Linked DNA regions of Homo sapiens: region 2 is linked to region 1. A link is a loop called in an ENCODE intact Hi-C map of the cell type or tissue named here. Cell type or tissue: prostate gland. All regions are shown on one strand. Each heading gives the region's core, and the rest is flanking DNA. Links, peaks and the distances in the headings are about the cores only. Region 1 overlaps TSPAN4 (tetraspanin 4). Region 2 overlaps BRSK2 (BR serine/threonine kinase 2).

Region 1 (9,270 bases), core at 5,271-9,270:
GCTGGCCAGCTCTCAGCCCTCAGCCCACTGCCCCTCTGGCCATGCGGCTTTGTGGCAGATGGCTGGGCTGCCAGCCACGTCCTTGGAATAGGATGGGGGGCTGGGTCCCTGCAGGGGCCAGGGCTCTGTCCAGACACAGGGATGCTAGCAGCCAGCACAGCCTCAGGACCCTCTGGGCTGGCGGGAACGTCCCCGTCATGGCTGGGATGCTGGTTTCCAGGGATGACAAGTCTGTCCACTTACAATCTGTGTGGCTCGCTGTGATTTGTTTCCTTAAAGCTGTGGGCCCTGAGCGACGTCCTGTTTCCACATCCCCATCTGTCCTCCGTTCCCTCACCCCTGACCCTAGGAGCTCTCCAAGGGACCCCAGGGCCCAGAGATGAGGAGACCAGCCCCACCCAGTGACCAAGGCCCACCCTGAGGCCAGTGTCCAAAGCAGGGAGAGCAGAACAGCCCTCGTCAGTGGGCACCTGCCCAGGGTGCCAATGCTGGCTCCTGCAGGGTGGGTAGGAGTTTGCTGGAGGCACAGGAATCCAGGAGGAGACTGTGACCCAGCGGGGCTGTGGGTGCAGCAGGGCTGCGTGGGAACAGCAAGGAGGTGGCCTGCCGTCATCAGGCCAGGACCACGGCTCACATCGCACAAGCGCGGCTGGAAGCCCAGGTCCCCCACGCTCACTCCCGTCCCCCTGCGTGGGCCTCCTGACTTCTCTGCCTGCCCCCTGCAGCCCTGGGCTGCCAATGCCACATCTCTGCCCCCAGAGACAGCCCTCTCCACACAGAGGCCCGGCCTGCCTGCCCTGCCGCCAGCTGGGACCTGGAACCTGCAGAGGCCCCGTGGAGCCAGGCCTGTGTCACTGGGTGGACAAGTCTGACCTACCCCCAACAGCACCAGAGCTGCCTGGAGCCCACAGCTGGGTAGGCAGTGTCCCCCGACCGACCGCTGCTGCTCCCCACCCACAGGGAGCCACACACTCCCCAAGGCTCAGACACGCTGTGGTTGCCAGCGTCAGGGCCTTTGTTCAGAAACGGATTGTTTCCGAACAATTGATCCAAAGGCTGGCCTGGGATGTTAAACTCCTCAAAGAGAGGCCTGGGAGCTGAAGGCAGAGCCCTCTGCCACCCTTGGGGACACTGTGCTGCCCAGAGGCCAGCGCCAGGCAGGCCGGCCATGCCATCTGCCAGACATCGTCTCAGCTCATCCCAGGGGAGGGGAAGCCAAGGCTGGCCCCCACTGCACCCCCTCCACCAGGCTCACTGCTGATCTTAGAGCAGAGGCCTCAAGCGCAGCCAGGACTTTCCTTTGGAACAACAGAGAGTGGGCAGTGAGGCTGAGGGGCCCCCACACCTCCAGGGTTGACAGCCCAGGCAGCGCAGAGCCAGGACAGCCCCCGTGCCCCTCCAGGCTGGGGCCCTGGACCACCTGGCTCCGAGACTCACACTGCCCACCTGGGGGGTCTCCCCGGGGATCAGCGCAGGTGGTGGGGAACTGAGAGGCCTCCCACATTTCCATTCAACCCCCGAGCCAGGCCAGTATATGGGGACCTCACCCTCTACCGCCCCACATGGTGCAGATGGGAAAATGAGGCCTCAAGGAGGGCAGAACCTGCCCGGCGTCCCGCACTGGCAGGTGGGACTCCAACCCCCACCCGGTCCCCCAGCCAGGCCCTAACCATACAGTGCGGAGACGGCCGGAGCTTCCACCAAGCTCCTGGTGCTGCGGGTGAAGAGAAAGGGGAGCAGCACCCACCCTGGGGAGCAGCGTCTGGAAGGAGCCGAGGCCAGGAGGGCGGGAGGACAGCCCTTCGTGGTGGCACCTTGCTAAATAGCTCGGCTGCCTCCATCCCTGACAGGCGGGAAGAGCAGGCCCCGTCCTCTCCCCTCCGCCCCGGGACCTCCACTTCCATTAGGGGAAGAGTGTCGCTGGCAGCAGCTGAGCTGACCAGGCAGCACAGAGGCCTGAAGGTGGGGGTCCCAGGGCAGCAGAGCCCCCCACGCCCTCACCATTGCTAACCTGTGTCTGTGTCGGCACCTGCCTTGGACCAGGACACCTCGCTCAGGCTCACGGGCCCTGCACCCAGCCTCCCCCGGAATGAGGCTCCCAGGAGACACCCCGGCCCCACCACAGGCAGCCTGCTTCCCACTCCCCAACCTCTGCAGGGAGGGCTCAAAGGAAGGCTCAGTGGCTGTGCCCCAGCGGAGCTGCCATCACCGGGTGAGGGCCTCTATTTGCTGAAGGCAGGTAGCATGTCCCCAGATGTCCATGGGGTTAGGAGTTGGCACCAGTGCTCTGAACTCTGAAGGCCCCACCGGGTCCCCCACCACCAGGCCAGGACACATCCTACCTCCCCACCCTGGCTGCCCCAGGAACCCTCCCCACTCCACCCAAAGCTGGAGGCTCTGAGCACAGACTCTTGCCAGCAGCCCCACCCTCCCAGACCCCAGCAAAGATGCCTGCCTGGGAAATCCGAACCAACGCTGTAAAGAAATACGTCAATCAGCCTTCTGGAGCGAGCCCCTCCCTTCCCCTCCCAGGTAGGCCCCCAGGCTGCCCCAGGCCGTCAGTGACCAGGGGCCCTAGCCTGACCATGGGTGTGGAGGGGGGCTCAGGCCTGGACCCAAAGAGACCTTGGAAGCCAGGAGTACTGTGAGGGCCTTGGAGGGTCTGCATTTGGAAGAAGGGGGGCTTTGAGGAGAACATGGAGGCAAAGGTGGGAGAGAGGGGTGCCAGGCTGGGGTTAAGGGCACAGGAGAGCAAAGCTAAGGGGCAGCCAGGCAAGCTGGGGGCAGAGGGAAGCTGCACCCTGACCACCGCACACGAGCCAGGCATGGGACCCCACTCCCAGCCCCCCAACCCCTCCCAGTGCCCTGGCCGCACCTGTACCACTTACAGGGCTCAGCCCCTGCCCCCACACCCACAGCCACACCCAGGACGGGCACAGCCCCCCAGTCACACACAACTTTCCTCACCCCACCCCGGCTCCCACCACTGCCCACGGCTCTGGTCACTGGCTGCCCACTGGGGCTCCCCCATGCCCTCCCCACAGGCCCAGCAGGACTCCGGCAGCGGGGGGTCAGGACAGACACACGCGGGGATCTTGAGGTCCCGCCGGGGGGACGTCCCTCCCACCACCTTAACCCCTGAACTTCGCCCCTGAGAAGACGGAGGAGGAGGAGGAGGAGGCCAGGTTGTATCCCCTGGTCTCCCAACGAGTAGGAAATGGAGTGGGCGGCAAAAGCCCCGACAACAGGGGGCTGGCACCCCCAAAAGGAAAGGAGCCCTGGGGAAGGGGAGCGCTAGGCCTGACTCCTGAAATAGCCTCACGCCAGGAGGAGAGGGCTTAGCTCACAGTGACTCAGGGCACAGCAGGCGTGGACATCAGCCCGGGACAGACTCTCCTGGCAAAACCCCCACTCATTCTTATTTCCCCTGCCCCGCCCCCACCCTTAGACCCCCACTGGGCACCAGCCCAGGGTTGGGGGGGGCCAAGGCTGGTGTATGAAGCCAGCGGGGCTCCAGTTTGCTGGACTGGCGGGAAGGTGGTGATTGATTAATAAAAAATAATTGGGGCCGCCTGTAATCCCAGCACTTTGGGAGGTCGAGGCAGGCGGATCACGAGGTCAGGAGTTCGAGACCAACCTGACCAACATGGTGAAACCCTGTCTCTACTAAAAATACAAAAATTAGACAGGCGTGGTGATGCGCGCCTGTAATCCCAGCAATTCGGGAAGCTGAGGCATGAGAATCGCTTGAACCCCAGAGATGGAAGGTTGCAGTGAGCCAAGATCACGCCACTGCACTCCAGGCGACAGAGCAAGACTCTATCTCAAAAAACAAAGATAAAAAAGAGAGAATTGCATTTTCCAGCCCAGAATAGGGTCCCAAGGGGGTTCCTTGTGTGTTCTTTCCCAGGTTGAGGATGGGGGAGTGTGTCTGCCATGCGGTAGGAATGGAGGCTTCTCTGGGGTTCACAGAGCAAAGAGAGGTCCACCTGGGGGTCCTCCATGAGGGCGGGCTGCTCTCAGAGCAGAGAGACCCCCCCTGGGAAAGGACCCTCTTCTTTCTCCCTGAAGGCAGGTGTCCAGGCCACGGAGGACAGGAGGAGGGTGGAGAGGAGAGAGGGCTTCCCCTCCCAGGACCTGCCTGCCTGCCTGCCGGGCCCCCACACCCACTGCCCTTCAGTCATTCTGCCCCGTCCCCCCGTCACAGAAACACTCTGGTCACTCAGCCACCTGCAGCCCACCCCCCACACCCACCAGCTCCAGACCACACCCACACCTCCCACCACCCCTACCTCCAAGGCGCCCCTCAGGCCTGGGCCTCACCCCTCCAGAGCCTCTTGCAGAAAACAAACCCTTGGGTGACCCCTTCTGGAGGTGGATGTCTGGGCCAAGAGCCTCCTTGGGTCACACTCAGCAGGCAACCCAGGCTGGCTGTCCCTCCCAGGGACCCCCCTGCCTCCACCCCAAGCTGGCTAGAGAAGGAGCCTGGGCTCAGGAGGGGAGAGGTGGGAAGGCAGACCCAGGCTTCTGGGCACTTGGCCCAGCTGGACCTTATGCAGATGGACAGCCTCCTTCTGAAGCCCAGAGCCTAGGCAGGAGCTGAGGCCACACCCCCGACTCCCAGCTGCAGGAGCTGGTTCAGGAATTAAGAATAGGGCACAGAATGACCTTGGTATCACTTCACCTCCCCCAGCCCAGCCAGCAAAGCCCCAGGCCCGGTCCAGGTCATCCTCGGCCACCCCCAACTGCAGCTGCCCTCCACAGGAGCCAGGGACAGGACAGGGTCGCGGCTCCATGAGGCTTGCTCCAACCTGGCCAGGTGGGAATCCTGCCCCACCTCTTGCTGACATGGGGCTGGGGTGGGGTGGAACCCTGTCCGCCCTCTACCTCAGCTCTGCTCCATCCAGCACACAGGGCCCCCCCGGACACCACTGCAGGTCTGAGCACACCTGACCCCACCTCCGCAAAAGTTAGGGAAGCCTCTGCTGCCGGAGGCGCGGGAAAGCCAGTGTCTCCCGCGAACACTGATGGCCCACGGCCCTGCTCAGTGTCCAGGATTCCCTTCCGCAGCGCCTCCCGGCGACTGGGGGACCTTGGCGGCAGCCGGCTCAAACCCTCGGAAGTGAGTCCCTGGGCCCGACAGGTCGCCTGCCTGGAGGGGCGGGGCCGAGGCAAGGATAACGGCTGCACCGAGGAGGGAGCGGGCGCAGAGGAGGCACCGGGGCCCCGCGCAAAACTGGCCACGACCCGGACTCGAACCCCGACCCTAGGAGAGGCGCAGTGCCCGGGTGGCCCTGTCCGGCGCGCACGTGTGCAACGTGTCCCGTCTCATCAAGTGAGGAGAGGAGAGGAGAGGAGAGGGGACCAGGGCGTGGGGCAGCCGCTCTGAGTGCAGGGGGCGGACCCCGCGATGGTGCAAACCTTCCCCACCCGCCCAGTCCAGGCTCCTAGCCGGAGCAGCGGTCTTGGGTCCTCCCGGGACCATCCCCACAACCGCACCCAACGCCTGGCCGGGGCAGCGACTCCGACTCCCCAGACCCCGCGACCCGCCGCGGGAGGGACCCCGGGTCTTTCCCGGGCCCCCACCCCGGCCCCCGGACTCACCCAGAAGAGCAGGTTGAAGGCGAACATGAGGTACTTGACGGCCTGGAGGCAGGCGCGCGCCATGCCGCAGCGCTTCAGTTCTAGGAGGAAGATGAAGGAGAGGTCCAGGTAGAAAACCACGTACTTGTTGCCCTTGGGCGACGTGTAGCGCGCCTGGGCCGCCTTGGGGCCGGGGTTCGCGTGCAGGCCGAAGAAGGAGCCCCCGGCGTCCCCGCCGCCCGCGCGCCCGTATAGGCTGCTGTAGCGCCGGAAGGGGCCGCCGCGCGCGAAGTCCGGCTCCTTGCCCTCCGGAGAGGGGCTGCGCCGGTACGTGGACTCGTCCGTGCTGGAGCGGCGCATCGCGCCCGGGTGTGCCGGGGCCGCCGCTCAGCGCCCCGCACCCGCCGCCCCGGAACGCCCCATCCCGCCGGCCGGCGCCTGCTCCGGCCCCGCTCCTGCTCCCGCTCTGGCCCCCGCGGTGGCAGCGGGTCGCGCGGATCCGCTCGGACCCCGGCGGCGGAACCCAAACATCTGCCCGGCCCGCGCGCTGCGGCCCCCGCGCCCCCGACCCCGCGCGCCCCGCCCCGCGCCCTCCCGGCCAATCCCCGGCGGCTCCGCCCCCGCGCGGACCCCTCCCCTCCTCGCCGCACCGCCCGGCAAACCCCAGCGCTCCGCCTGGGCGGACCAATCGCAGCCCCCGGCAACGCACCAGCCGCGACCCCGGCCCCTTCGCCCGCGCCGGCGCCCCAGCCCCCCCACCTTCGCGCGCGGGAGGAAGATGCTCGCGAAGGGCGCCTGAGGGGACTGGAGGCCGGGGCCGGGGCCTGGGGATGAAACCTGGGCAGCTCTTAGCCCGCGACCGACACCCCCAGCCCTTCCCCCCACGGTACCTCGCCCGGACTCTGGCCCCGGGCCGGGCTTGGAGACCTCCAACCACGAGAACGATACTCAAAGCACTACGCAAATGGAGGGTGACCCCGTTGCTGTCTGGTGGCAACTTGAAGCGGCTCCGCCCCGGGCGCCCTTGGGGAAGCCCTGAGTGCCGGCGGCGGGTGGGGGGCTGGGTCAGCCTGCACTGCATGGAGCAGGTGTCGTTGAGTCTTTGACTATATGGGAGGTTCCAGAACACAGAAAAGCGCAGGTGTGATTCCTGAGATACCCACCCCCCCTCCACCAGGCAGCCCCGCAGGAGGCTGGCAGCCCCAGGACAGACCCAGAGCGCTCCAGGTGGGCCCGGCTCGGCCTCCGCCCCGTGCTGTCCCCAATGCGGGAGCGGGGCCGGCTTCAAGGGCAGTCGCGCGCACCCACCCCAGCTGGCTTGATGCTCTGCTGTTCCCGTCTTGAAATTCTTGGTAATTTTTAAACAAGGGGCCCAGAATTTCATTTTGCTCCAGCCCAGGCTGGAAGTCAGCCTGTAAAAGACCCCACCCCACCCCTTGACAGGTACAGACATACCGGCCCCGTGCGCAGATGTGCCTGCACTCCTGGGTGTCATCACGCCGGATGCGCACACACCTCCCACAGCCGGAGATGGGGACAGAGGCCCCCAGCTGTGCCCTGCAGCCTACCCCACGCCTCTGAAGCCCCAGCCCCACCACAGGGCACAAGGGCCCTGCGGTGTTGGGAAGATATCAGCACGTGGCCCAGATTCCTGGCAGATGACCTGAAGCCCAGAGGTGGGGAATGAGGAAGGGCAGGAGGAAGAGGAGGGAGAGGAAGCTAAGGGAGGGGAAGGGGGTGCTCCATGGCAGGGCTGACCAGCTCTGGAGGCCTGGGTCCTCCTGGAGTGACTGATGTGGGAGGTGGCAGGTCTGGGGAGGGCTGCCGTGGAAGCCCCGGGTGCCCAGGGAGGTCCCGCAGCTCTGCCCACCCCTGACGACCTGGGCTGGGTGCCCCAAGCCTCTGCTGCCCCCCAAGGGCTCTGTAGAGAACTGCAGCCCAAGCCCCAGGGCAGCACCCCATGCCCAGGTCCTCGCTGGGGGAAGGGGACAGGGGGCCCCCAGAGAACAGGAGGCTGGCCTGGAGGTCCCCTGAAGGCCCACAAGGCCATCCTGGGGCTTCCCATGGCCCCTACCCTGTCCTTCCCCTGGGGGTTCTTTGGTGGGTCTGGGCCCCAGGAATGGGTCAGAACGGCGGCCACGCATCGGGGCCCAGCAGAGACCCCAGGAGCCCTGGGACCCCAACCCTGACAGAAACCCTCACCCGCAGCTCTGCCCAGAGAGCAGATGGCGCCCGGCCCCCTTCCCCTGGCCACGCAGGTGCAACCTGAGGGCAGACACTCAGCCGTGTGCAGCGCCTCCAGGGAGCTCACATGTGACCTGGGCAGCGCTCAGAGCACCTACTCGTGGGCCAGGCAAGGGCAGGTGCCACGGGGACCCGGGAGGACCCCAGGCTGACTGGGAGAAGCCAGACCCCACCTGCAGTCAAAAACACCACCCGAGCCACCCCAAGGAGAGCATCCGCCGCCAGGCTAGCCAGTGGCACCCCTGCCCCATCTCCCCTGCGTCCCTCTGTGGCTGGGGGTGGAAGGGGAAGTGGCAGGCAAGGCTCGAGGGTCCCAGGCGGGTGGGAGGGCGAAGGGAGAGCTGGTCTGGGTGCCTGCACTGAGCCCAGCGCCCAGGATGCAGTCCCAGTGTCCCCTAAGACCCCTCCCACCCCCTTTCCCATCTACAAAGCTCTGCACACATCGCCCAGGTGAGCAGATGAAGCCTATTCAAGAAGAAATCAAAAACCTCACAAGGCCACCGAGGGTCAGGAGGAGCGGGGTTGGGGGGGGGTGGGGGCGGGGAGCTGGGCTTGCTTCTGTTGCCAAGTTCAAGATTCACACTGGGTTGCCCAGACGCAGTCAGGGGCCCGGGCAAGGCACAGTGTCAGAGCTCAGTCGGGGAGGGTCCTTCAACACCCCAGTCGGGGTGTTCTGGGACCCTGTCTCCAAAGTCCAGCCCCTCCCCACGGGAGCTCCAATTAGATACTCAGGTGTGGTGTCAAAGTGTCCGCTGGCAAGGCCCCTGGGCTGGCAAAGTGAGACCCAGAGGCAAGCCCACTGCTGCCCACCACAACCATCCAGCCCAGCCGGGCCCTGACATACCTGGGCTGGCCACAGGAAAGAGACCAGGCGGTGCTCAGGGTCCCTGAAGGCTGACCAGTGGGCAGGCAGGTGGTGGGTGCGACCAAGGAAGCCCCAAGCTCTGCAAAAGGAAAGATGGGCAGAGTGGAGCCCTGGCTTCCACCCTCAGCTGTACAGCCAGAGATGCTCCCAGAGAAGGGCAGGGAACCCCCACCTGGGGCCAGGTCCCTACAGGGCAGAGGGGCAGTCGGGGTGGGCAGGGGATACACCACCAGACTCGGAGAAGAAGACCACTGAGGAGTAGCCCCAACCAGGAAAGCTCTGAATCAATGACTGAGTCACCAAATTCTGCTCCTTCAGGGCTCTGAGACAGCCAGGCAGGGACACAGACTCACACTCACAGAGACACGGTGTGCAGAGAACACATGTTCAAAGACGTACTCACAGCACGGACATGCAGAGACACAGGCCAAGACACATGCTTGCACCCACACAGACACGCAGCAGTGCCTCCTCCCTGGGGTCCTGGACCCCTGGACCAGCCTGCTGTCTGCTTCCTACCAGGCACAAGCACCCCTACCCCACCCTGCCTTGGGCTCTGAGCAGACACCCAGGCTCAG
Region 2 (15,845 bases), core at 6,445-10,444, 610 kb before region 1:
CCAGCTGCAGCCATGGCTCACTAAGTCTCTATCTATGGTCTGTGTTCTGAAAGGCAGAATGATGGTCTCCAAAAGAGATCCGTGTCCTAATCCTAAGAGACTGTCTCCTTAGATAGCACAGCAGGATGGAAGCTGCAGATGGAATCAGGTTCCCGGTCACTGACCTGAGGAAGGGGAGGTTATCTGGATGGGCCCAGTGTTGTCAGGAGAGCCAAGGGCACTGAGCAGGGAGGCAGCGGAGGAAGACAGCGCGGCGTGGGAAGGGCCTGAGTCAGCAGTGCAGGCAGCTCCTAGAAGCTGGGAAAGGAAGGCACCCAGAAAGAACTGGCCCTGCAGACTAGCCCGGTGAGGTCCGTTTGAGGTAAGTTCATTTTGCCTCCAGCCACGAAGTTCATGGCAACTGCAGCAACAGGAGATGAAGGCAGATTTTGGTTCTAGGCATGAGGCACTGCTGTAGCAAATACCTAGAAAGGTGGAAGTGGCTTTGGAATTGGGCTGAAAGAATTTTGAGGGTGATAGAAAAAGCCCGTGATGTTGTTAAACAGGTGGTAGAAGGATGGAGGCGAGCGGGGCTCGAGGGGCTCGGAGGAACCAGCCTGGGCTCTGAGAAGAGTCAGAGCCCCTCTGACCCGCCCGTCCTCGGACATGTGGGGTTAAAGGTGCAGGTGGGAGCTCAGAGGGAAAGGAAAGAACGGGAGCCAGGGAGAGCCCCGTCCATGGGGGCAGAGGTGCAGCTGCACTCTGTCCCGTTGCCACGTGCGGGCAGCACTCGAGGGTGGTCAGCCTGGGCCCCTTGCGCTGCTCAGGTTGGCCACTAAGTGAGAGAAGGACATTAGCAGAGGGGTGAGCACCCTGCCATCGGGAATTCTCAGCTGAAGATGCTGATGTCAGGAGATTCACTGTCAGGAATGTGTGCTCAGAGTAACGGCCACACCAAGAGCTCCTGGAGGAGGGCGAGCCTGTGGCTGGTGGATGCCCCGGGTCACCCAAGCAGATGCTCAAAGCAGGGACCGCTGTGGGAGGTCTGTGGACGAGCCTTGGGTCTGTGGACGAGCCTTGGGTCTTACGGATCCGGTGAAGCCCTGTGGGAACCACGAGAGGCTCTTAAACCATCAGAAACTCAGCTGGCTTGGACTGAGGCAGAGGGGATGTGATGAAAGGCTCTTGAGCCCCAAAAATCAGCAGGCAGGAAGCAGACTAAACTGTTCAGCTGCAAACACTTGCTACGTTTCATAAATAGAGAGCATGGCCCTGAGGGTGGAGGTGTCAGCACAGAGGCAGAGTTGGGACCCACAGAAGGAGTTCCCAGGCCTTGCTGGGACGGAGGAAGTGTACCCAGCTGGATTTTGGATTTCTTGGGAGCAGCGACACAAGCACCTTGCAGCTTTCTCTGTGTGTCACGTGTGTGTGTGTGTGTATGCACATATAAATGACTGGGTTTCACCGTCACCCAAACTGGAGTGCTGGGTAATCCTAGCTCACTGCAGCCTCAGACTTCCGGGCTCAAGGGGTCCTCCCCCTTCAGACTCCTGAGTAGCCAGCACCACAGGTGCGAGCCACCACGCCCGGCTGATTTTGAAATATTTTGTAGAGTTGAAGTTTCACTACCCAGGCTGGTCTTGAACCCCTGGACTCAGGTGATCCTTTCTGTCTCAGCCTCCCAAAGTGCTGGACCGTCACACCCAGCCAAACTTTCCTTGAAAACAGGAGTGTCTGTGACTGGCATTCCGCGTCTGTTCTCTGGTCGTATTTTGGGAGCAGGTAACTGGTTTTCTAGCTTTCGGGGTCCACAGATGGAGAGGAAACTGCCCCAGGGTGGAATGCCCAGAGTGTCACCCATACCTGATCGGGGTAGCTTAGAGGGTGCGACTTGCGACTTGTGAGCTGATGAGCTGTACGTGAGGTTTGGGACTGGACTGGGTGCTGTGTTTGGTGGAGACTGTTGGGGCCGTGAGGGGAGGGATGCATTTGCACGTGGGATGGGTGTGAAGCAGCGGGAGTGGGAGGGTACTGCGTTCGGCCTGAGACATCCCTTACCACTGGTGATGTCCACATCTAGTCCCATGGAAGTGAACGTGCCACCCAGCAGCAAAGGGGAATGAAAGCAGCGATGGGATTAAGGCAATCAGCTGACCTTGAGAGGCAGAGATGGTCTGGGCCCAGTGAGAGCACGAGGCCTTCATCGTGGAAGCTGGACGCAGGTTGGGATGCGCAGGACACAGCTGTGAGGAGGCTCCACCCACGCTCCTGGCTGCGAAGGTGGAGACCCCAGGCCACGGGATGCAGGCGGCCACAGGTCCTCCCCTGGAGCCTCCAGGAGGAGCACACCTTGATTCTAGACCAGGGCACCCCTTGAGTGAGACCTGCCCAGTCCTTGACTCTGGGACTGTGAGGTATTGGTGTTTTAAGCTTCTTACTTTGCGGTAACTATGGCGGTGATAGGAAACCACAGGAGACAATGCATCTACCAAGCAGGCCAAGGCGTTCTTACAGGGTCCTGGGGGCAGGTGCACAAGAGGGCCCAACTCCCCGGCATGAGACCCACAGTGTAGACTGTGCCAGTCTGGCTGGCACGAACGTGGCTCCCCGGGTAGTGTTCCCTGCACGTCTGTCAGCCCTGCCCGCTCTCCAGCAGGCCCCGCTGCCTGGAAAGTCGCCACTGGTTCTCCCTCCTGTTGCTGGCCTCCTCCTCTCTGGCTCTCTGCTGACCCCGACCCCTTGCCAGATCACACCAAGAGACTTGGGTTGGTGGTAGGGAGTTGGGGTGGGATGGGGAGAAGTCACTGGAGTGAGTGGGGAGGCACTGGACTTAGGGCAGAGGGCCTGGGCACCACACCACTGGAGGGCAGGAGGCAGGCAGGACGGGGAGGCAGGGCCAGTCCACCTGTGGTGAGCTCCCTGGCGGGATGGGAGCAGGGCAGCTGGAACGCCCCACCTTGAAGCTGGCATGCGGGCATCAGCCTCCTGCAAGCTCTGAGGCTTTGTGACACCAGGAATTGTTCCATCTTATAGCTTAGGAGGCTGGGGCTCTGTGCCTCTGCCTTCAGCTGACGGAAAAGCCCAGGGCAGGCTCCCCATGGAGCAGACCTAGGCCTGGACTGCTGTGTGCAGGGCCCCTCCCTGGAGCACCCACCTCCCACCTGCATCCTGTACAGGAGGTGGGTCAGACTGTCGTCCCCCGCCACCCACCTGCCATCCCATGGGTGGGCTCACCAGTCGGCTCGTTCACCAGGGCCCTAGCTCTCAGGCCAGGCCGTGGCAGGCTCTGAGCCCAGATGTGTCCGTCGGATTAGCCACCTGGGAACTGAGGACCAGGACTGTGAAGCCATCCTCTAGGTGGGCAGACCGGCCACCACATCCTTTTTCAATCTCCATTTTAATTTCTTCATAGAAATGATGTGAGGACCGACTGGTGTAAAGTGAGACTAGTGTCTGCCACATCAGAAGTCCTGCCATATTTGTTTTCATTTTTTATATAAACCAGCAGATTCTGGCTTAGCTCGCTTTGGGTTCTGTTACTTACAACCAAGAGAGCTTGGTGTCAGAAGTGGGACTGCAGGACACAGCCCCTTCCTGAGCAGTGGGGAGCTGGCAGGACTCTTGACACACTGTTTCCTTTTGGGCCTCCAGTCATGGGCCTGAGAAGGCTGACTTCTCACCGTGAATGTTTAGAGGAGGGCCAGGAGTGCGTGTGTCAGCCGCTCTCAGAGAAGCAGGTGCAGGACCACAGGTCAGGAAGGCTTCCGGTCCAGGGCCAGTAGCCTGCGACCCCACAGACTGTCCTGTGCCTCACTGAACCGTAGCAGCCAAATTCCTTTCCTCAGCCTGTTTCTTAAGGTAAAATGAACTGGGAAACTGTAATCCAGGGATTGGAATGGATCCTGATTCCCTGGGCCCCTCCCAAGTGCCTTCTCTTCAGGGTACCAACCTCCTGTGAGCTCAGCCACTTGGCAGTCCAGGGTCAAACAGAGGACGGCTCAGCTTCCCTCTGTGTCCTGGGCTCTGAGCGGAGCCCTGAGCTAACTAAGCCTGACTAACATGGTGACCCCCTGGCTCCCTCCAGAGAGATGGGTACAGGCACAGCTTGAAGTTCAGGGCAGTGGCTCTCACCTGGGGGTGATTCTGTCCCCTACCAGGAGACTCATGGCAATGTCTGGGGACGTTTTGTCACAATGGAGGTGGGACAGCTACTAGCTTCTGTTGGGCTGAGACCAGGGATGTGGCCCCCACCCCATCATCATCTCCCCCCTCAGCCATGTGCTTAGCACCTGCTCCAATGATAGACAGCTGGGTGCAGTCCGGCGCATCTGAGTCCTTCACGTGGGAGGGAAGTGTGCGTGGGCCTCCCAGGGCAGCTCTGTGGACGCCGCAGTCTCTGCGTGGACCCTGCTGAGGCCTGCTGCTGGCCTCCTCCAGGCCGCGGTGGACTCCCGGCCACTGGCCTCACACAGCATGGGCCTGGACTTGCCCTTCTGCTGCGGCGGCAGAGGGGCAGCTGGGCCAGGGCGTCGTGCCAGTGGAGCCCACGGCCCTGGCTGCCCTCTGTGGCAGGTATGGCTGGGACCATCCCCGCTCTAGCTCCAGGGGCTGTGCTCAGCCTGGGCCCCTCACTCCCAAGGCTGGGTCATGGCACCCTATCCGGACCCTTCCCAAGTAAGGAGTGGGAAGAAGGCTCATTCTCCAGGAAAAGGCCCAGGCCCTGGGTGGCCGTGCAGGCCTTGTGGGGTGGCAGAGGTGCCGTGCAAAGAGAGCTCCGCCCAGGCCCTGGCCCTCAACGGGAGCCCGCCTCAGGCTGGGGCAGCCTCGGGGGATGGCCCCACACATCGGAAGTGACCTCTGACCTTGGCCGCCCGGAATCTCACCCTCTTCAGCTGGGCAGAGGGTAGCTGCATTCACACTGGCGCAGCCCAGGGGCTGCAAGTGGGGAACAAGAAGCTGTCCCGGGCTGTCACAGAGCCCTGCGCGCCCGCCCTGCCCAGATGAAGACCTGCGTCGCTGTCTTTGCGGAAGGGATTTATTGTTCCGGAGCTGCAGCTGCTCACAGTTATGACAGGGGTACACTGCAGGGGCTTGCCCATTTCCGTGGCGCCTGCTGGAGTCCGCGTGTGTCCGAAGCACAAAAGGGGAAGGCAAGCAAGAGGCAGTTTGCTTCGTGTCCTCGATCTCCGTGGAGAGCCCCTTCCCGCCTGTACCGCCTGGCGTTTGCTGTCCTAGGTGTTTGCTTTTGTTCTTATGTATAGAAATCCCAGCCTGTGGCAGAGGTCTAATGTTAACAGAAGCGTTAAAATCTATACACGAGGTGGGTGGGAGGCAGGGGCAGGCACCGAAGCAGACAGACGACTCCATGGCAGAGGCATGCATCAGACCCGCCGTCCCCCACGGCCGCCGCACCCGGGCTGTGCCCGCCTGGGAGGGCTGGGCACATGGGCGGAAGGGAACACAGAAGCTGGAGCTGGGGTGAAGCACGGCGGCGGGCACTGGGCAGGGTGGGCCTGCAGCCCTCTGAGGGCTGCGCCCTGGGCCTCGCTCTGCACAGAACGCCCTGCAGAGGAGCGCCACCGACTCTTTGTCCTTTTTTTTCAATTTTTTCATTTTAATAAGAAAAGCCTCACAGTGCCCCTGCCGTCCTGTGTGTGGGGAGGGCCAGCTGAGGGCCCTCCTCCTACCCCTTCACCTTTGGACACAAAACCAAGATTGCCCCAGCCTGACAGAGGGGCGCTGGCGCTGCCGCCCGCTACAAGACACCGCCCCTCTGCCCCGAGCCCCCCCAGAGGTGGAGCTGCTTCTCCACAGAGAGACGGAACCCATGACAGAGCGAGCCGCACCGTCTTTAGATGTGTGTGTAGAAAGAAGCAGGAGCAAGGGACTAAAACACAAAACCTGGCCCTGCCCCAGCGGCGCCCCCACCCCCACACCCTTTTCCAAAAACCACCAAGAAAAAAAAGTTTATAAAAATATCTTGCAGGAATTCTTTAAAGTTTACAGTAGCTCGCCAGCCCCCCCGCGCCCCACCAGCTCTGTCCTCAGAGGGCGCCCTGGCCCCAGCCCCCCCACTGCCTGAGACACGCAGACGGCAGGGGATGTGGCCGCCGCCCTTCCCTGAACAGAGGTGCGGAGAATCCATAAATTAAAACGGCAAATAAATAACACTGATCCCAGCCCAGCGGCCTGGCCTGCTGGGAAGGCTCTGGTGCCGCAGGGTGTCTCTGTTTCCACCTCAGCCAGAGAGGAGCGCCAGAGCCCACAGCCGCCCCAGATGAGGCAAGGGAGGCGCGGGTGAGACGAGAGGACGGGAGGCAGCCTGAGGAGGCCAAGACTACACGGAGGCGGCGCAGCCAGGGAGGCGGGGCACGGGCCTGCGAGGAGGCCTCCAGGTGCGGCGTGGAGGCGGTGGACGGGGCCTGTTCCTGTGGCTACGTTGCCCACCAGGGGTCCTGGCCCCAGAAGGCCACCAGGCAGGCTGTTCTTGCTGAGGGGTCAGGTGACCGGGAGTCCGGGTCGGCCGGGCTGGAGGAGGCTCCCCCGAGCCTGGCCTTCCTCCCACGGGCCGTGCGGAGCTGAGGCGAGGAGCTGCCGCGGGGTGGACGGGGCGCTGGGCTGGGCCTCACTGCCCGGCAGCAACAGCAGGAGCGGAGGGAGGGCGGGTCCGCAGCAGCTGCCTTCGGTCACAGAGGATGGCCTCGTGGAGGTGACATGTTAACTTTTCGGGATAATTCCTGGTATCAGAGTGGAAACAAGCGATGCTGTCAGAGACAGGCAGAGGCAGAGACAGAGAGAAAAGAGAGCGGGCGCGGGTGGCGCAGCCCACAGGCCGGCCCCAACGCCCCTTTCCTTTCCTCCCAGGCTCTGAGAACAGTCTGGACGGACGGGCGGCGCGGCCGCGGGTCCACTCGGGGCAGGGCGGGCGGCGGGCGGCGAGGCAGCCGCTGTCAGTGCTGTGCTGGGGGGGGGGGCTAGTGTGTCTAAGGCTGCTCGCGGCGGGCGGTGGGCGGGCCCATCTTGGCCGTGTCCTTGCCCGTTGGGTACTCGGCGTCCCCTCCGGGGCCAGGGCCAGCGGCCGCGGAGTCACCGAGTGGGCCGTGGGCACTCCGCTTGGCGGGCGTGCTGGGGGCCTGGGCCGCCTGCCCGTTCTTCTCGTCTGAAAAAAGTTGTTTAATTACGTCAAAGAAGTTACTCAATGGGCTGCCTGGGTACACAGAACAGAGACAAAAAAAAAAAAAAAAAGGAAAAAAGAAAAAAAAGGGGGAGAGAAAGAGGAGGGGAGGGAAGGAGAGAGAAAGAGAACAAACAAACAAATGAACGAAGAGGCCTCGACGAGGGAAAGAACCCAGAGATGAGGCTGAGATGGGGCCGAGCGGGGACCGGTGGGCGGCAAGCAGGGTGGGCAGGCGGCGGCCGGCAGGGGCCCTGTACGCTGGGGGCTGTGCGGTGGGGAAGCTGTGCGCCGTGGGGCCAGGAACTTAGGACCCCAGCGCCTCCGAGCTGTTGCGCAGGACCCAGTGCTCCTTTGGCGAAGCGAGGCTCGGGGCAGGTGGTGAGACCCCTCCCTCCCCACCAAGGCCTGGCCCGGAAGGCCCTGCCCCACCCCCCTTCCCTCCCCACCTTGCAGCCGTGAGGGCCGACCCACCCCAACGCCGGAGATGACAGCGTAAAGACAAGGGCCTGCTGGGAGCTCTGAAGCCTCGCAGGACCCTGGGGGCAGCTGCTGGCCCCACTGCATGAGGCCCAGTGGATGACAGGGAGAGGGTGTGCCCACCACACCTCCCCAGAGAGGCCTGAAGCCCGACCCCTGGCCAGCTTGGACACAGTTTAGCAGCAGACAGACAGATGAACAGATGGGTGGACAAGCATGGAGGGGTGGATGTGGGAGGCAGGCTGGGGGGCTGGGGGCAAGCAGCTAGAGTCATGTCCCGGGTCCCTGGGATGGGGGCAGTCCTGAGAAGAGGGGCGGAAATGGGGAGCCCACCCTTCTTGGGGCCCTGTGCTCACTGCCCAGGTGTGTCGATGGAGGCCCCTCAATCCCACTTCCTAAGCCTAACCCCCACCTGAGCCCTGAGCTGTGGGCCCCTCCGCTCCCTGCCAGGCACAGCCTCCAGTGGACAGAGGGATGGGCACCGGCCCCTCCCCTAGGCCACAGCCTGCACCAGTGGGACCAGCGGGACCCTCACTGGCTTCAGGCCTTGGGAGCCCCTTCTTGGGCCTGCCCTGATCCTAGGGCCTGGCAGAGGTGAGTCTGGCCAGGAACCCCGCCTGGGCTTGCTGTGGTAGGGGAGCGACCTGGGCTGCTCCTGGTAGAGGATGGGGCCGGGGACATCTGGGCTGCTGGGTGCCTACATCTACACAGGGAGGCCGGGACAACCCGGGCGGCAGGTGGCGGCCACAGCGGGCTGAGGGTGAGCGGTGAAGTGGCAGGTGGAGGTGCCAGGTGAGCGTGGGGGATTCTTACCACATTTGGAAAGCCGCCCCGTCATCATTTCCATACAGTTAGTGGTGTCTGGAGTACAGAATGGAGAGAGGAGGGAGGGAGTGAGTGAAAGGCTGTCCTGGGCCTTCTGGCTGGACGCCCACAGCCTCGATGGGGAGGGGGTGGAGCCAGGAGTGGGTAGGGCCCCAGAGGCATGGGTGGGGAATACTGGGGGGGCCAGAGCCAGAGGGGGCGGGGCTTATAAGGGGCAGTGCAGGGGCAGGGCCTGGAGTGAGGCGGGGCTGCGGAGGCAGGGAACAAGGCGGAGCCACCTGGGCAGCAGCCGGACCTCCAGCAGCCTGAGCCTGAGCCTGGATATGGCCGGTGCCCTGGGTGGGCCTAGCCCCTCCCCTGGGCTGACAACTCTGCCCTGGCCGTGGCCTGCATCCTCACTGTGCCACTCAGCAGCTCCAGGGCCCTGTGGCTTCCGGCTGCCCTTCAACTCAAGGCAGGCACCCTCTTCCTCGGCCCTCTTCCCTACTGCTGGGCCTGGGGATGTTGGTGCTGCCAGTCCAGGACTGGGGTGGGAGCAAGGCCCTGGGAGGGGCTACTCCCTCAAGGCCCTCACTGGCGCCTGCACAGGGTGGACACACGCCCTGGTCTGCCTGTGCCTGCTCACTGGGGGCTCTCAGCCTCCCCTCCCTCGGCCGCAGTCTCTGGGGGGGTGGGCAGTGTCTGAGGAGGCCCCCTGCTGGCTAGCCACCTTCCACACATCCTTGGAGCTGGGCTCACTGGACAAAAGCATCCAGTGTGGGAGGGGGGCAGGGCTGGGAAGGGCTGGGCGTAGCGAGATCACGGGGATAGGCTGGGCTCCCCAAGTCCACAGGGAGATAGATGGGGCCCAGAATAGACCCCCAAGAGCCTCTGCAGTGGGCTCCACTGAGGTCAGGGTCCGGGGCAGGAATGGAGAGGGGCTTGGAGTTGGCTCCAGGGGAGTGCTGCGTGCTGACAGGCGGTACCACACTTTAAGGGGCCAGGCTGGGGGAGCTTTGCCTACAGCCCACGCAGGAGCGCTCGACTGAGGCACCCAGATGGCTGCTCAGGTGCGGGGACACCCTGGGCAGTACCCCGGGGCCCGTTTCTGCTTGCCCTACCAGACAAGCCCTGTCCATCCCTGGCCTAGGTGGCTGCCCTGTCGTTCCCTGGCCTCGGTTTCCCTTCCTAAGATGAAGGCTTTCAAGGCTCAGAGAGCCAGAGGCTGCTGCCGGCCGACGGCATGGCCTCCGCTGTAGGGAAGCGCCACGTGTACCTGCGGGGCCGAGCACCTGGAACCCTGCTCCTCCTTACCCGCTGTGCCAGCCTGGCTCCCAAAATCAGGAGAAGGGGGCTACTCCTCCACCCACTGGGGCTTCGGTTAGGGCCAGGGCTGTTGGGGACCTCAGCCCCCAGCCCGCAGCAAGGTGAAGCACACTCTGGGGGGGCTCCCACAGGTGATGGCATGATGATGGAATGAGGATGTCATGGGGAGGGGCAGTGGGGCCCTCTTTGGCTTCCAGGACCCCACATGGAAACACAGGAGGTGACCCTAGCATGCCACGGAGCTGCTGAGATGCAGGCTGGGAGAGGGGACCCCCAGGGTCCAGCCGGGTGCTCCCCCACGACGCCCAGCGCCCCCACGCCGTACCAGCGTTCAGAGGCACACCCACACCCCCTTGCTGACAGACCAGGCCCATGCATGTGCCCAGTGCTCCGCCCTGCCCCCACCACACATGGGCCCAGGGGAGTGGGGGGAGCCCTCCCTGCCGTATGCCGAGTGGCACGGACCCTCGGGTCCTAGACCCTGGTGGTTCCAGGCTGGGGCAACCCTCCCCTGTGTGAGCCCATCAGGCTGTGGTGAAGCCCCCGCTCTGGCTGGGCTCAAGCCCCTCTGCCCTGCTGGAGGCATGACCCTGGGCTGTCAGGAAGTATGGAGAGATGAGAAGTCACAGCCCGTCAGGCAGCCCGCGGCCCTCCTAGGGTGCCATGGCGGGGAGTCCCGAGGGCAGGGCCTTGTCACTGCTCTCCCAGGTCCTGTGCAGGCTGCCCTAGCAGATGGGCCGCCCGGGGCATGCTTGGCCTGTCCAGGGCCGAGACCTGTGGGTGGGCATGGAGGGCCCTGCTCAGGGCCAGCCTGGCTCCGCCGAGGACCTGCCCGCAGCCCCTCCCCGCCCCAGCACAGGCCGGGCGCCTTACCTGCCAGCGTCAGAGGCTACTCTCGTAGCTGGTGGCCACCTTCTGGCCCTTAAGCCCAGCACCCCAGCTTAGTCCTGGCGCTGGTGGGGGGGGTTCTACGGTGGACAAGAGGCGCCTTTCAGTGTGGTGCGGCTGCGCCCTATGTCCCTGGCGTGCAGAGGCGAGGCGGGTGGTCCCGCCAGGCCAGGGAGGGGCTCTGCTCCCTGAGGGGTGCAGCCACAGCTCGGGGCAGGGAGGTGGGGGCGTCCGTCAAGAGGGGCCAGGAGGCTGCGCCCGGGTCCTCACGCCTCCCGTCCGCGCAGCACCAGCTGGCCACGCCCCACTCGCAGGCCGCAGGTTGGCCGGAGCTGAGCCCGCCTCACCTGACAAGTGCTGGGCCGCAGGCGGGTCGTGTGTGCTCAGCAGCTGGGCCTGGATGGTCTCCACCACCCTCTTGAAGCGACGGCTGGGGCCTAGGGGAGACAGGGGGTTATGCCCTGGACGGGCCTGGGCCCGGAGCCGCCCTGGGGGCGCCAGCTCACCTGAGAGCAGGGTGAAGGTGACGGAGTAGATGCCGTTCTCCTTCTGCGCCTCCCCACCCTCCGTGTAGGTGATATCAACCTGGAACTTGACCGGCTTCTGGAACACGGCTGGCCCCCCCGTGGCCTTGTACTCGGCCCGGAAGCTCGTTTGGGAGATGACGCTGTGGCTGAGACTGGGAATCTGTGGAGAGAGAGCAGCGTGAGCGTGGCTGGCCTGGCAGGTCCCACCCTGGCCCTCTGGGGAGGCAGCCCTGGGGCGAGCCAGCCCCACCGTGCACACATTGTGAGCACCCAGGCACCTCTGCTTCCGTGAGGGGCACAGTGCGGTTGGAGACGGCTGGAGCAGGGGGAGGGGCGTTTCCAGCCCCCACCCTCCAAAGCTTTGGTCCACTTAGCGGGCACAGCTAAGCCCCTGCCGGGCTTTTCTCAGGCAGCCACAGCACAGGATGACCAGGACCTTACAGAGGAGCCTTAAGGGCAAAGATGGAGGTGGAAGGTGACCCCTGCAGCCTGAGGTGGGGGTCCAGGGTGGAGCTGAGTGGGAGGTGGGGGGTCTGGGAGCTGCCACTGAGAGGGAGGTGCAAGGGCGGGGCTGGGGCTGTGCCCTCCTGCTGGGGCTTCCTGGGACTCCCACTGGTTGCGGGACCTATGGTGCTGGGCACTGGCTGGGTGGGCTTCACAGTACCGAGGGGGCAGCTGCAGGAAGCAGAACTCAGGGCCACCCAGCGCACAGGGCCCAGGCTGGCACACAGCCGCCTCACTGGGGCCGGCATGGGGAGGGGCTGAGTCTGAGGTTAGCCGTGGCAACCAGGGGCAGCATGAAGGGATGTGGTGAGGGAGGAGGCCGAGGAAGTGAGCAGCCTGTGGGGACGGGGACGGGGACGCTGAGGACCCCTGAGGCCAGGGTCCAAGTGCAGTCTGAGGCCTGCCCTGCCCAGCGCTGGGCTCTCCTGGCCCTGGAGCCTTCTGCAGGGGCTCCAAGCTGTCCCCACAGCGTAAGGGAAGCTCAGCTGCAGCCAGGGCAGCAGTGGCCTGAGTGCCCGGGGGCAGAGCATATGGTGGGGTGGGGGCCAGTCCCTAGCTAGAGAGGCTGCCGAAGCGAACCACGGCCTGATCTTGCCAAGACCCTGGGGCCAGGGAGGGCGCCCGGGCAGTGGTGAGCACAGGGCAGGACAGCAGCCCTGGGGAGGCAGGCTGGGGGCGGTGGGGGAGGCGGGTGGGGGGCAGCCCCTGTGATGCCTGGGCGCTGGGTGCAGCACAGGGTGGGGCAGGGCCGGCAAGGAAGGGGCGTCCTGATGGGACTGGGTGCTGGAGTCCTGGCAATAAACTTTCTCCATTTGAGGCTTTTAGGGCCTTTCTGCTCCTCCTAACCCAAAGATGCCCAGCAAAGACAAATGAAGCCCACCCAAGACCCCGAGCGCGACCACTCTGTGGAGAGCCACCCGGCCTCCGAGGGCAGGGTGAGACCAGGGAAACTGAGACACCTGAGGGCTGGGGCTGTCCACTGAGGGCCAGCAGAGCCCCACCGGTCCCTAGGGCCATGGCCTCACAAGGGCTTCTCCCCGAGTCTGATGGAAATGTCCCCCTCTGAGACCCACCCAGCTGGAGCCTTCCTTCTGCCCCACGTGCCAGCTGCCCAGGCCTGTCCGGCACACACCTAGGGCTGCTGGGGACCAGTGAGCAAAGCCCTGACTCCCTCCGCAGGCCAAGCACCCCAGATGGGCAGTGACCCCTCCCTCACGAGGGTGGGCAGGAGAGAGCGCCTGTCCAGTGAAGGCGGCCAGGCAGGCCCACGGGTGAGCGGACGTCCGTGCTGTGCGCGTGGACATGTCCTGTCTACGTGAGGAGGCTGGATTCTCGGGGCTGGGCCGTGTGGGGTTGGGAGGGCTGCCCGCCTCCCCCAGCGCCCTGTGGCCTCACCGACAGGAAGGCGTGCACGATGTCAGCCTTGATGGAGCTCAGAGGTTTGTCTTTGATGACCACGAAGATCTGCTCCTCCTTCTCCAGGCTGATGAAGTTCCCAAACCAGGACTTCTTCGCCAGCCTGGGCAGTGGGAGACAGAGGCTGTGAGGATTGAGGTGTGGCACCGTCCACACCCCTGCCTCCCTCGAATCTGGGGTTGGAACGGCGGAATCTTCCATCGCTTCGTGATAGAAACGGCTGTCTCCACAGTGCTAGCCAGAACCCATGGCCCTGACCCCAACGCCCTAACCCTAGCCCATATGCCCTGACCATCACCGTGGCTCTAACCCCAACCCCAACCCTAACCTTTCTCCAAGCCCTAACGCCCTGACCCTGGCCCATATGCCACCCACTCCCAAGTCTGGGGATGCCCCTCCACAGGTGAGCCCCCCACAGGTGAGCCCCCCCTCACCAAGGCCGCTGTGAGAGGTGGCTCAAGCTGGGCTCCTGAAGTCAGCTGTGCCCCCCACCCCCAGGAGCAGGCGGGGCCTGCAACTCGCTTCCAACAGGAGAGTGGGGAGGCGCTTCTGAGGCCACAGAAGGCTACTCCTGTCTTGCTGGCAGGCTCACCCCAACATGCAGAGGCCCTCTGCTCTCCAGCTCAAGAGCACCCGAACCCCACCCACCAGCGCGGGGGCCAGGAAGCCCAGCCGTGAGAGGACCATGGCCAGAGGCGCCTCTAGCACAGCCCGAGACTCAGGCAGAGCGCGCCTGGGTGGCTGTTCAGAGGTGGCACGCTCTGCTGGCGTCCCCTGCCGTTGCTGCCTGGAGGTGGAACCAGGTGTGCTGAGAGGCAGAGGCAGGGACCGGGAGGAGGGGCCAGCAGGGCTGGGGCTCAGTGGTGCCCTCTCCCGACTGATTCTGAGGCCCCTCCCAGCGGCCTCACAACTCCCCTTTCCCTTGCCCATTCCTGGAGCTGCCTCCTCGGCCACTGTGCGGCCTGGGAGTCCTGCCGGACAAGCACGGGGACCAGGTCCAACCCTCACTCAGCCCCTCGACGCCTCCTCAGTGTCCTGCCGGTCTCGGCGGCTGTCTGTTCTGGGTTCAAAACTCCGAGGGCCACCACTGGCCCTGACCTTACCCCAGCCCCATGCCAGGGCCTGGAGCCAGGAAGTGCACAAAGCAGCCTGGCAGTTCTGGAAGCACAGGTGAGTTTCTACATGGTCGATGTTCTGCCCGATGAAGAGACAGGACAGATGGTACAAACGTGACTCTCTGCTTTGCGGCCCAGGGGTGCAGCATTTGGCAAAAATAGTCCCATGTGTGAAAGATGCCTGACGGCCCAGGGAGGCCAGGCCGACGAGGGGTGAGGGGCCTGCACTGTGACTCCAGCACCCACGTGGTGGGCAGTGCACAGCCTGGCCGGACACTAGTCTGGGTGTTGCTATGAAGCTATTTTTAGATGAGACGAACTTAAATCAGTCGCCTGTTGAGTCTGGCGGGGGACCCTTCCTCACAGGGTGGGTGCATCCGCCAGGTTCGGTCTTCCTGGGGAAAGAACGCCCCTCGAGGCTGCAACCTGGAAACTGCCTGGGCTTCCAGCTAGCACTTCAGACTCAAGGACATCAGCCCTGAGTGTCCCAGACAACCGCATGCATCCCTTCCTGAAGCCAGCTGCCTCCCTTGGTGCTGTTCCTCTGGGGTGCCTGGTTGACATGGGGCTGGCAGCAGCTGGGGCTGGGGGTTATCTCAGGTCCCCAGCAAGCGAGTTGTCGCCAAAGAGGGACTGTGGGAGGCATCCGTGCTGGACCCTCGTCCAAGGCGTCTGTGCAGGACCCTCAATAAGGGCTGTCACAGGCATCTGTGCCGGGCCCTTGGGTGGGGCTGTGGGAGGTGTCTGTGCTGGACCCTCGGGAACGGCTGTCGCAGGCATCTGTGCCGGGCCCTTGGGTGGAGCTGTAGGAGGCATCTGTGCTGGACCCTTGGGAAGGGGTGTCTGTGCCGGGCCCTTGGGTGGGGCTGTGGGAGGCATCCGTGCCGGACCCTTGAGAGGGGTCAGGGCCTCCAGGCCATCTCAAGATGGGGGAGGGGAGAAGCGCAGGCAGCCACAGTGGCATCAAAGCCACCTTCTCGGCTTTGATGTTTTCCACCTTCTCTGAGGAAGATAATTATGAGTCTGTTCATGAAAGCTTTTGGTAGCAGCAGAAACGGCAATGTCAGGGCCTAGGCGGAAGGTTCCCAAGTCTGCTGAGCCCTGTGCATCTGGGCTTGCGACAATACCTACACACCTCCGACCTGGGCACCCAGCTGGAAGGGCCACCTGATCGGCGCAGAAAGGCCACTGGGTGGAATCCTGGCACAGGCTGCAGATGCTGCTCCTGGGGCTTAGCACTGAGCAGTTTCCACAGGGGCCCCTGGTTTAAAGCCAGCAGCAGGACGAAGGTTCTCGTCTTACTCAGTCCACAGCTGGCCACATCTTCATTTCCCGGGGTCTCCTGTGAAGTGACTCCAGCCTGACCGCCGCTCTCTGCCGCTGCCTGGCCTGGGGTCACGCTGCAGGCTCATATGTGTACACCGCCAGTCGCCTGGTCTCCGAGACACTGCCCAGTGACTGAGGCCATCGTGGAGAGGAGGGAGAGGGCCTGGGCGCTGGGAAGGGGTCTCTCTGGGGACATCTTTGTCCAGACACCAGTCACAGCGGCCCCCAGGGCATCTCAGCACCTGGGCGCTGTAGAGTCTCTGCAGTGGCACCTCTCACGGCTCAGAAAGGCGGCGGGGCCAGACC

The links. Hi-C counts contacts between places; a loop is a spot of excess contacts. Peaks named below come from ENCODE experiments on the same cell type or tissue, not always from the same donor. Only the 100,000 strongest peaks of a DNase experiment are listed, where the experiment ranks them.
Region 2: it touches region 1 in a loop (2.5-fold over the local background); 2 of 110 quality-filtered maps call a loop at or near these places.

The regions. Positions count from the first base shown.
Region 1 is chr11:846,702-855,971 of GRCh38, reverse strand. TSPAN4 (tetraspanin 4) reads right to left here. Exons shown (of 9, transcript NM_003271.5): 2 at 8,672-8,771; 3 at 5,605-5,684. The coding sequence starts at 5,667. Among named protein-coding and RNA genes, the nearest start is that of TSPAN4, 8.5 kb to the right of the region's middle. RefSeq lists an enhancer at 952-1,465 and silencers at 6,550-6,609, 7,386-7,515. In prostate gland, for the core only: a CTCF peak has its summit at 7,520; no DNase peak of the experiment used is centred there; H3K4me3 peaks cover 1,457 bases.
Region 2 is chr11:1,451,841-1,467,685 of GRCh38, reverse strand. It overlaps BRSK2 (BR serine/threonine kinase 2), which reads right to left. Exons shown (of 20, transcript NM_001256627.2): 16 at 13,078-13,201; 17 at 11,158-11,338; 18 at 10,999-11,088; 19 at 8,447-8,494; 20 at 4,997-7,186. The coding sequence ends at 6,963. Among named protein-coding and RNA genes, the nearest start is that of MOB2, 27 kb to the left of the region's middle. RefSeq lists enhancers at 9,144-9,706, 13,958-14,667. In prostate gland, for the core only: a CTCF peak has its summit at 9,126 (motif pointing left); DNase peaks (open chromatin) are centred at 6,572, 7,055 and 8,645; H3K4me3 peaks cover 746 bases; H3K27ac peaks cover 2,855 bases.